2 separate regions of the Homo sapiens genome follow, and region 2 is linked to region 1. A link is an interaction called in ENCODE POLR2A ChIA-PET data of the cell type or tissue named here. Cell type or tissue: endothelial cell of umbilical vein. All regions are shown on one strand.

Region 1 (4,000 bases):
AAGTTTTATTATTATTCCCATTGTAGAGCCAGGAACAAAACTACAGGACACTGAGTCTACTGCCTCATGAAATAAGCAATACTTACTGGATTCTATTTTCTTTTTTTCTTCCAATTGCACCCCACTGCATTTATCACAGACAAACACACACACACACAGCCCCTCCACATCCTCCTAAGTGCAGGTTAGACGATTTAGGAGCTGTCCTATTTCAGATAAGTTTCTCAACCTTTCTGTACTTTAGTTTCCTCACCGTCCATAACAATAGTGCTATTCTAATAAGATTTATCGGAGTACTAAATGAGATAACATATGTAAAACACTTGGCACACTGTTTGCATAGAGTATATATCCAGTATGTCTTTCTCCCCTAGGCTAGGGTTTGAAGGAGACAAACCAAGAGCTCTAGAACTCTTTAGGTAAAAACAATGAAAAATAGGGTCTTAGTACAACTCTGTCTTTTGGCAGATAAGGAAACTAAGAGGTAGAGGGATATGTCCAAGGTCACACAGAGAGTTAGTAGCAGAAACCAAGACCTCTTCCTTGACAGATCAGTTCCTCTGCCCTTTACAGATGTGTGTAAAGTGAACGTTTTGGATGGTGTCAATTCTATCATTGAATGAAATTCAAGCCCGAACCTGTCTTTAAGCAGAACTGTAGCCACAAAAACATCTAGTTAAGGAAAGAGCCACTCAGTCTTGAATGCTGTTGGAGCTTGGAGAAGCCGAAGAGAGGTTTTCTTTGGCAGGGCCCAAGAGCTTTGCTTTTCACAGTTAAGTTTCAGGAGAGAAGGAAAGATAAAGATCTTTGATCAACTTAGCTCTACAAAAAAGAAATGAAAGGGCCCACAGTGCTTTTCTTAAAAGAAGCCTGAGAGCCTTTTGAGGTTTGCATAAAAGCACAGTACAAATGTCTTGGGCCTTCTTTAGAACCTTGTGAGCAGTTTTTGAACATCAACAGCTACTCCACTCCAAGGAAGAGCTCTGCCAGGCACACACAGCCCAATCATGTTTGATCACACTTGGTACAGTCTTCTATGTGTGCATATTTGAAATCCCAGACTTCATGCAGCAAGCCTGAACAGATATATATACAAGATATACATACACAGCTTCTCTCTGCAGTCTAGCTCTCACCAAGACACACTTCTTAGAAATGCCTCGACTCCTAAAACACAATACAATTCTCCTGCCGCCTTCCTGTTAGAGAAGCAAATCTTGAAAGTCTCTTGTTCTATTCTTTCTTCCCAGTTCTATCTGGAGAACCTCTGCGGACAAACCGAGTGCTTCCTGCAATTCCAAGTCAACGAAGACACAGCACAGCAGCAGAAGAGAGTGAACATTCTGCCAACCCCACCAGTGATGAAAATTAACTGTGGGCCACTCGCTGCAGAAATGTAGATGAATATGTATTTTCAACTCTCAAAGGACAAGATTACTCCAGTTTGTAAGAACGAAGACCAATTTAGTAAGCTGCATTCTATAAGCCATCAGTTTTATAACTCGAAATTCTTTATTCCAAATAAAGATACTCCCTAAATAAGCACTTAGAATATTTGGGTGTGCATATTAAGTCTGTGAATTTCTGTGACTTCCACATGCCAAAATTAAAAGACAAAATATGTTATCAGTAGGAAAACTGAGCTATGTTTGGTTTGCTTTGTGGCATGTGCACTGTTTTTTTGTTATTGTTCTTTGGTTGTTTTTTTGCTGAATGATTTTATGTTTTGGGAAAAAAAGTACGCTTTGCTGAATAAAAGCAAAAAACAAAACAAAAAAAAAACCACATCCCAGACAAACATGTCTTCACATTTATTGTCATTCTAACTTGAACTAATGAAACCTATTTAAAAATAAATTCCTATGATCAGTCACAGTTTACGGCTTTTAAATGTACAATCTTCTGCAAAATATTTTTTAACATTGTCAGTTCCTGGCTACAGCCCAAGTCACTTGACAATGTTTATCTCTCTTCTTTGTTATTTAATTATTTCCATATGTCATCATTTTCAGATATGATTGATTGTGCCAACAGGGAGAAGTCATGTGATTTGGAAAGATCTACATCCTGGCCCAACAGAGTTGAATAGGCAGTTCTCACACATTTCTCAAATACTCTACATATTTAACTATTTTTCTGTTTCAAAATAATGGTCTCTTGCCTACTCAAGACTTTCGCAAACTTAAGACTTAGCAAAGTTTTGAATGACTACAACTAACTGCGGATCTTACTAAGATAATTATGTGTTGTTTGGATTGATTTGTGCTAGGGGTCTGCATAAAGTTCAAGGCTTAGCCACATAAGATGATGGCCACTCTATGTTATTTGGGAGCCTAGATATTATTTTGTGAATATCTCAAGTACCTGTATAACATTCACCACTTTATATTAGTAGTATTTGTTTGGAAAGGTTAGACTATACCATTAACTAGATAGACACTCCTCTGGGGCCAAATCACAATCCTTTGGCTTTGCACTTCTAGAAATTTATACAATGCCTGGCACAAAGTAGGCACTTGATCATTTCATTTTTTTTCAGGAAGGAAGGAAGTAGAGAGGCAAAGAGGGAGTTGGCAAGGAAGGGGGATGTAGAAAGCAATCATAAAAGATGTCATTAGTCCACAATCTCTTTTTTTTCTTTTTTAAGATGGAGTCTCCCTCTGTCGCCCAGGCTGGAGTGCAGTGGCGCAATCTCAGCTCACTGCCACCTCTGCCTGCTGGGTTCAAGGGATTCTCCTGTCTCAGCCTCCCGAGTAGCTGGGATTACAGGCACACGCTACCATGCCCGGCTAATTTTTTTGTATTTTTAATAGAGACAGGTTTTGCCATGTTGGCCAGGCTGGTCTCGAACTCTTGACCTCAGGTGATCCACCCACCTTGGCCTCCCAAAGTGCTGGGATTACAGGCCTGAGCCACCACACCCAGCCTAGTCCACAATCTCTTTTTGACGATGATAGTTGCATGAATCAGAGATTGTAAAGGAGAAAGTGTACGGATCAGCCTTCCAAGCTGGGCAGTAGCTAGAGGGAAAGAAAGTCCTGTTACAAACAGAAGGACTTCAGGACATAGCTTCTGAAGAATTTTCCTTTTGTGTTGTTTTGTTTTGTTTGTGGGCTGTTCTCATCTTTGAAGAGTCATTCTTTAAGCATCAACCTGTTAGGTTGTTTGGCATCAGACTGTTAAGTTGTTCAGCTGTGTCACAGGCTACTTCTGAATCCATGTCCATCCACAAGTAGATTACCTAGCCCTACACTGCCTGCATCAGTCAGGGTAGGCTAGCTTCCACTTTAACAATAAACAACCTCCAAATCTCACTGGCTGACACGGTTTGTTTCTTATTCACAATACATGTCTCATACCAGCCGGCAGAGTTGGCTGATGTAGATTCCATTTCAATATGTTCTTCTTTGGTGACCAAACCAGAGGAAATGAGAGGTGAATCTCATTATTTACTCTCACATTTCATTTGCCAAGTCAAACTGTGTGGACATGCCTAACTTCAAAAGAAGTAAAGAAATGTATTCTGACCGTGCACGGTGGCTCACGGCTGTAATCTCAGCACTTTAGGAGGCCGAGGTGGGCGGATCACGAGGTCAAGAGATCGAGACCATCCTGGCTAACACGGCGAAACCCCGTCTTTACTAAATACACAAAAAATTAGCCGGGCGTAGTGGCGGGCGCCTGTATTCCCAGCTACTCAGGAGGCTGAGGCAGAAGAATGGCGTGAACCCAGGGGGCGGAGCTTGCAGTGAGCCAAGATCGCACCACTGCACTCCAGCCTGGGCGACAGAGTCTCAAAAAAAAAAAAAAAGTTAGCTGGGCGTGGTGGCGCTCGGGAGGCTGAGGCAGGAGAATCGCTTGAACCCGGGAGATTGCGCCACTGCACTCCAGCCTGGTGACAGACCGAGACTCCGTCTCAAAAAGAAAGAAAAGTGAGGTCTCTCTAGTCCCATAATTCACATATATAATCCCCAAACCATCATTTTCCTGTTCCAGAAAA
Region 2 (4,000 bases), 150 kb after region 1:
CTCATTTCTTTCTTTTATTGAGAGATTACTTGAAGGACTAGTCCACTTTACAGTCTTCACTTCCGTACCTCCCACTCAGTATTTAACATACTGAAATTAGGGGTCCTACCCCACCCCTGCACTGAAACCTCTCTGGTGTCACTCAGAAGACCTCTTGATCATCATATGTACTGCATGCTTTTTAGTTTTCATCTTTTTTCTACTTTTTTTTTTTGGAGGCAGGGTCTTACTCTGTTGCCCAGGCTACAGTGGAGTGCAATGGCATGAACATGGCACACTGCAGCCTTGACCTCCTGGGCTCAAGTGATCCTCCTACCTCAGTTTCTCAAGTAGCTGGGACCAGTGCCACCACATCCAGCTAATTTTTTTTATAGAGATGGCTGGTCTCAAACTCCTGGGCTCAAGTGATCCTTCTGCCTTGGCCTCCTAAAGTGCTGGGATTATAGACATAAGCCACTGCCTCCAGCCTTTTCTGCATTTGACTCTGTTGGCCTTCCATCCTTGAAACTCCCTCCTCCCTTGGGTTTTCTAACCATACTTTTTCTGCTAGCACAGTCTCCTGAGTCTCCTTGTTCTTTGGTGTTTTCTTCTTCTTCTCCTTTTTTTGCTTTTTTTTTTTTTTTTTTTTTTTTTGAGACAGAGTCTCGCTCTGTCACCCAGGCTGGAGTGCAGTGGTGCGATCTCAGCTCACTGCAACCTCCACCTCCCAGGTTCAAGTGATTCTCCTACCTCAGCCTCCCACGTAGCTGGGGTAGAGGTGCCCACTACCATGCCTGGCTAATTTTTTGTATTTTTGTAGAGACGGGGTTTCACCATGTTGGCTGGGATGGTCTCGACCTCCTGACCTCAGGTGATCCACCTGCCTCGGCCTCCCAAAGTGCTGGGATTACAGGCATGAGCCACCGCACCCGGCCTCTTGACCCTGTTTTCTTACTTGCCTATTCAAACTCTGTCCATGGCTTTAGCCATCTTCTCTTTCCTTCCCAAATACATTTTCCCTCCCTCGTTCTATGCCAAAGCCATAAATTTAAATGTGATTACAATAAATGTATTTGTATATTTTTCTCTCACATAAGCTGAGTGTCAAGTCCTGTTGATTGTGCGTACCCTTTCATCATCATTTTCTTCAACTGCAAGCTCCTCATGCTAACTTCTCTTTTCTTAGTGCATTGCCCCCAGTGAGGTCTTCACCTCATCATCTGGCTCTTCTGTATCTTCCCTAAAGCAAACTTAACCAACATTCTTTCTTGCTCCCCCTACATTTTGAATCATTATAGAAAATTACCTTATTTTACCATAATTGTAACCCCCACCCCCAAGTGCCAGCCTAGTTAATGATAAGTAGTAAATTCCATGTGCCTTGTTGGTTGAATGCTTGCTGAATGAGGGAATAAATGAATGAGTGACTACATAAAATAAATGATAAAAGTTCCTGAGCTTTGCTGTTAGGGTCAGTAATGAATATAGTTTCTGGGATAAGGTTGGTCCCATGTGGTGGTATGTTAATAGGTATGTTATTTAAAATAAAACTTTATACCATAATCTTGAGAAAAATTAAAAAATAAACTTAAAAATGTATATTTTATGTATTTCTGTGGAGACCAGCCATCTCTACAGAGCTTTGTATATATGTATGTGTGTGTGTACACACACACATAAAAGCCCATATGTATATTTTTTGTTTGTTTGTTTTTGAGACAGAGTCTTGCTCTGTCTCCCAGGCTGGAGTGCAGTGGTGCAGTCATAGCTCACTGCAACCTCAAATTCCTGGGCTCAAGCAATCCTCCTGCCTCAGCCTCCCAAGTAACTAAGACTGCTGGTAGGCACCACCATGCCTGGCTAGTTAAAACAATTTTTTTGGTAGAGATGGGATCTCGCTGTGTTGCCCAGGCTGGTTTTGAACTCCTGGCCTCAGTCCTCCTGCCTTAGCCTCCCAGAGTGCCGGATTACAGGTATGAGCCACCATGCTCAGCCTAAAATTTTTTTATTACATAGGTGTTCATTATAGGGAATTTAGACTGTACAGTAAAATGTAGAGAGGAAGAAAAATTAGTCCTAGTCCCTTACCCCAAAATAACATATTTGTGTATCCTTTTAGTGTCTTCTTTGTATATATTTTTTTCCTAAAATTAAATTATACTTAGTATTATTTTATAACCTACCTTTTTTCAATTCTCTATCTGTAGTCTCATGGATCCATTATGGCTTCTTCACATGGCTTGAGTCTTGCCAACGAGGACCTTACAGCTTAGTTGAAGAAATTTTGCATAAGTAAATCAGAAAAAGGAGAACCTGTGGACTATGTAGACAGTAAATAGAGTAGGAATTTAAATATACCAGTAGTGGATAATTTTACCTTCAAAGGTTTTATGAAGAAGAAAATACTTGAGCCTTGAGTTAGTATGTGGACAAATAGGAAGAAGGTGGCATCTTAGAGAGCAGCATGAGCAAAGGCACAGGCTTGAAAACATAAAAGCAGATGTTTAATAAAGCAAAGTTTCTGCCTAAATTAGATTTGGCATTTTATATATATATACACACATACATACCCATATCAATATATATATACACACATATATCAATATATACACACATAAATATATATACATACACCCATATATATATATATATGATGCTTAGCATTTAAGAGTTAATATTTGCCAACCCATAGTTTATTCTCAAGCATTTAACTGATTTCTTGATTTCTACTGAGCTTCATAGGATGTTAGTTACTTACAAAGGGATATGTGTGGTGGAAGGATAAAATTAAGTGAATAGTATATGGCTGCAATATTACTTTCATACATTTTTTACTGTAAAAGACTAAGTAAAATTCAAAATTAATCAGGACAGTCATTTAAAAAATCTCCAATGTTAATTATCCCAATTAGTGATTAATTTGATGAACAAGTCCTCTTTTAAATGCAGATGAGGATTTGTGTGGTATTTAGGGATCTTAGGCTTGTTTACTTTTTAGTTTATTCCTACTCGTGCCACTCCTCATGCCCATTGAGCAGCTCCTAAAGTTCTTAGCCCTGTACCAGCTATATCCTCCTTTTGAAAAATGGTAAATAACTCTTAAAACTTCTGAGAGTTGCATTTTTATTTTTTAGAAGGTTAAATGTGTAGTTCAATTATGTTTTTATAGCTTTTCCATTTTACCCAGTATTTATATTTGTTCTGACATAATTTCTCTGTTATACAGTATTAGAACTCAGAGATAAACTTTTACTAAGATTCTACCAAATGCAGATCATAAATGTTACAAATGGTTATGTTTGAAAGCTCTAACCCAGTAGATTACCCGATACACTGATCATTTTTATCCCCCAACCAACATATATTTTATGCTATGCGGCCAGGTTAATGTATAAGACATAAATGGTTGGGATGTGATTTACCAAAGAGAGAAGAGGGTAAAAATCATCAAGTCTGAAGAGACCTTGAAAAATAATTAGGATTGTATTTTATCTTTTCAACAGTAAGTCTGGTTGGGAAGTTGTATTATGTCTTCTTAGTTCATATGTCAACATTATTTCCCATCACACCTCTTTTTTTTTTTTTTTTTTTTTTTTTAAGCTCAAGGAGAAATTGAAGCCATAGTCGTGCCTGTTTGCTTAGCATTCCTATTGACAACTCTTCTGGGAGTGCTGTTCTGCTTTAATAAGCGAGACCTGTAAGTAACTTTATTCATATTTTTGCATTTTCCCCCAGCTTTATTGAGCTGAATTTACATGCAATAAAATTTATCCATTTTAAGTGTACAGTTTGATGAATTTTTGTAATTACATACAGATGTATAACTACCACCATAATCACAATATAGAACATTTTCATCACTTTTATAAAGCTTCCTTGTTCTCCTTTGTAATCTGTCTTCTTCTCAGCCCAACCCCAGGCAGTCATTGATCTGCTTTTCTGTAACTGTAGTTTTGCCTTTTCTAGAATTTTTATTTATCTATCTATTTTGAGACAGAGTTTCACTCTTGTTGCCCAGGAT

What was found. Peaks named below come from ENCODE experiments on the same cell type or tissue, not always from the same donor. Only the 100,000 strongest peaks of a DNase experiment are listed, where the experiment ranks them.
Region 2: POLR2A ChIA-PET joins it to region 1 with 9 read pairs; 3 of 35 experiments call an interaction of 5 or more read pairs at or near these places.

What each region holds. Positions count from the first base shown.
Region 1 is chr5:56,097,555-56,101,554 of GRCh38, reverse strand. It overlaps ANKRD55 (ankyrin repeat domain 55), which reads left to right. Exons shown (of 12, transcript NM_024669.3): 12 at 1,251-1,875. The coding sequence ends at 1,372. Among named protein-coding and RNA genes, the nearest start is that of IL6ST-DT, 100 kb to the right of the region's middle. In endothelial cell of umbilical vein, no CTCF peak of the experiment used is centred here; DNase peaks (open chromatin) are centred at 894, 1,074, 1,974 and 3,274.
Region 2 is chr5:55,947,169-55,951,168 of GRCh38, reverse strand. It overlaps IL6ST (interleukin 6 cytokine family signal transducer), which reads left to right. Exons shown (of 17, transcript NM_002184.4): 15 at 3,580-3,676. Among named protein-coding and RNA genes, the nearest start is that of IL6ST, 46 kb to the left of the region's middle. In endothelial cell of umbilical vein, no CTCF peak of the experiment used is centred here; no DNase peak of the experiment used is centred here.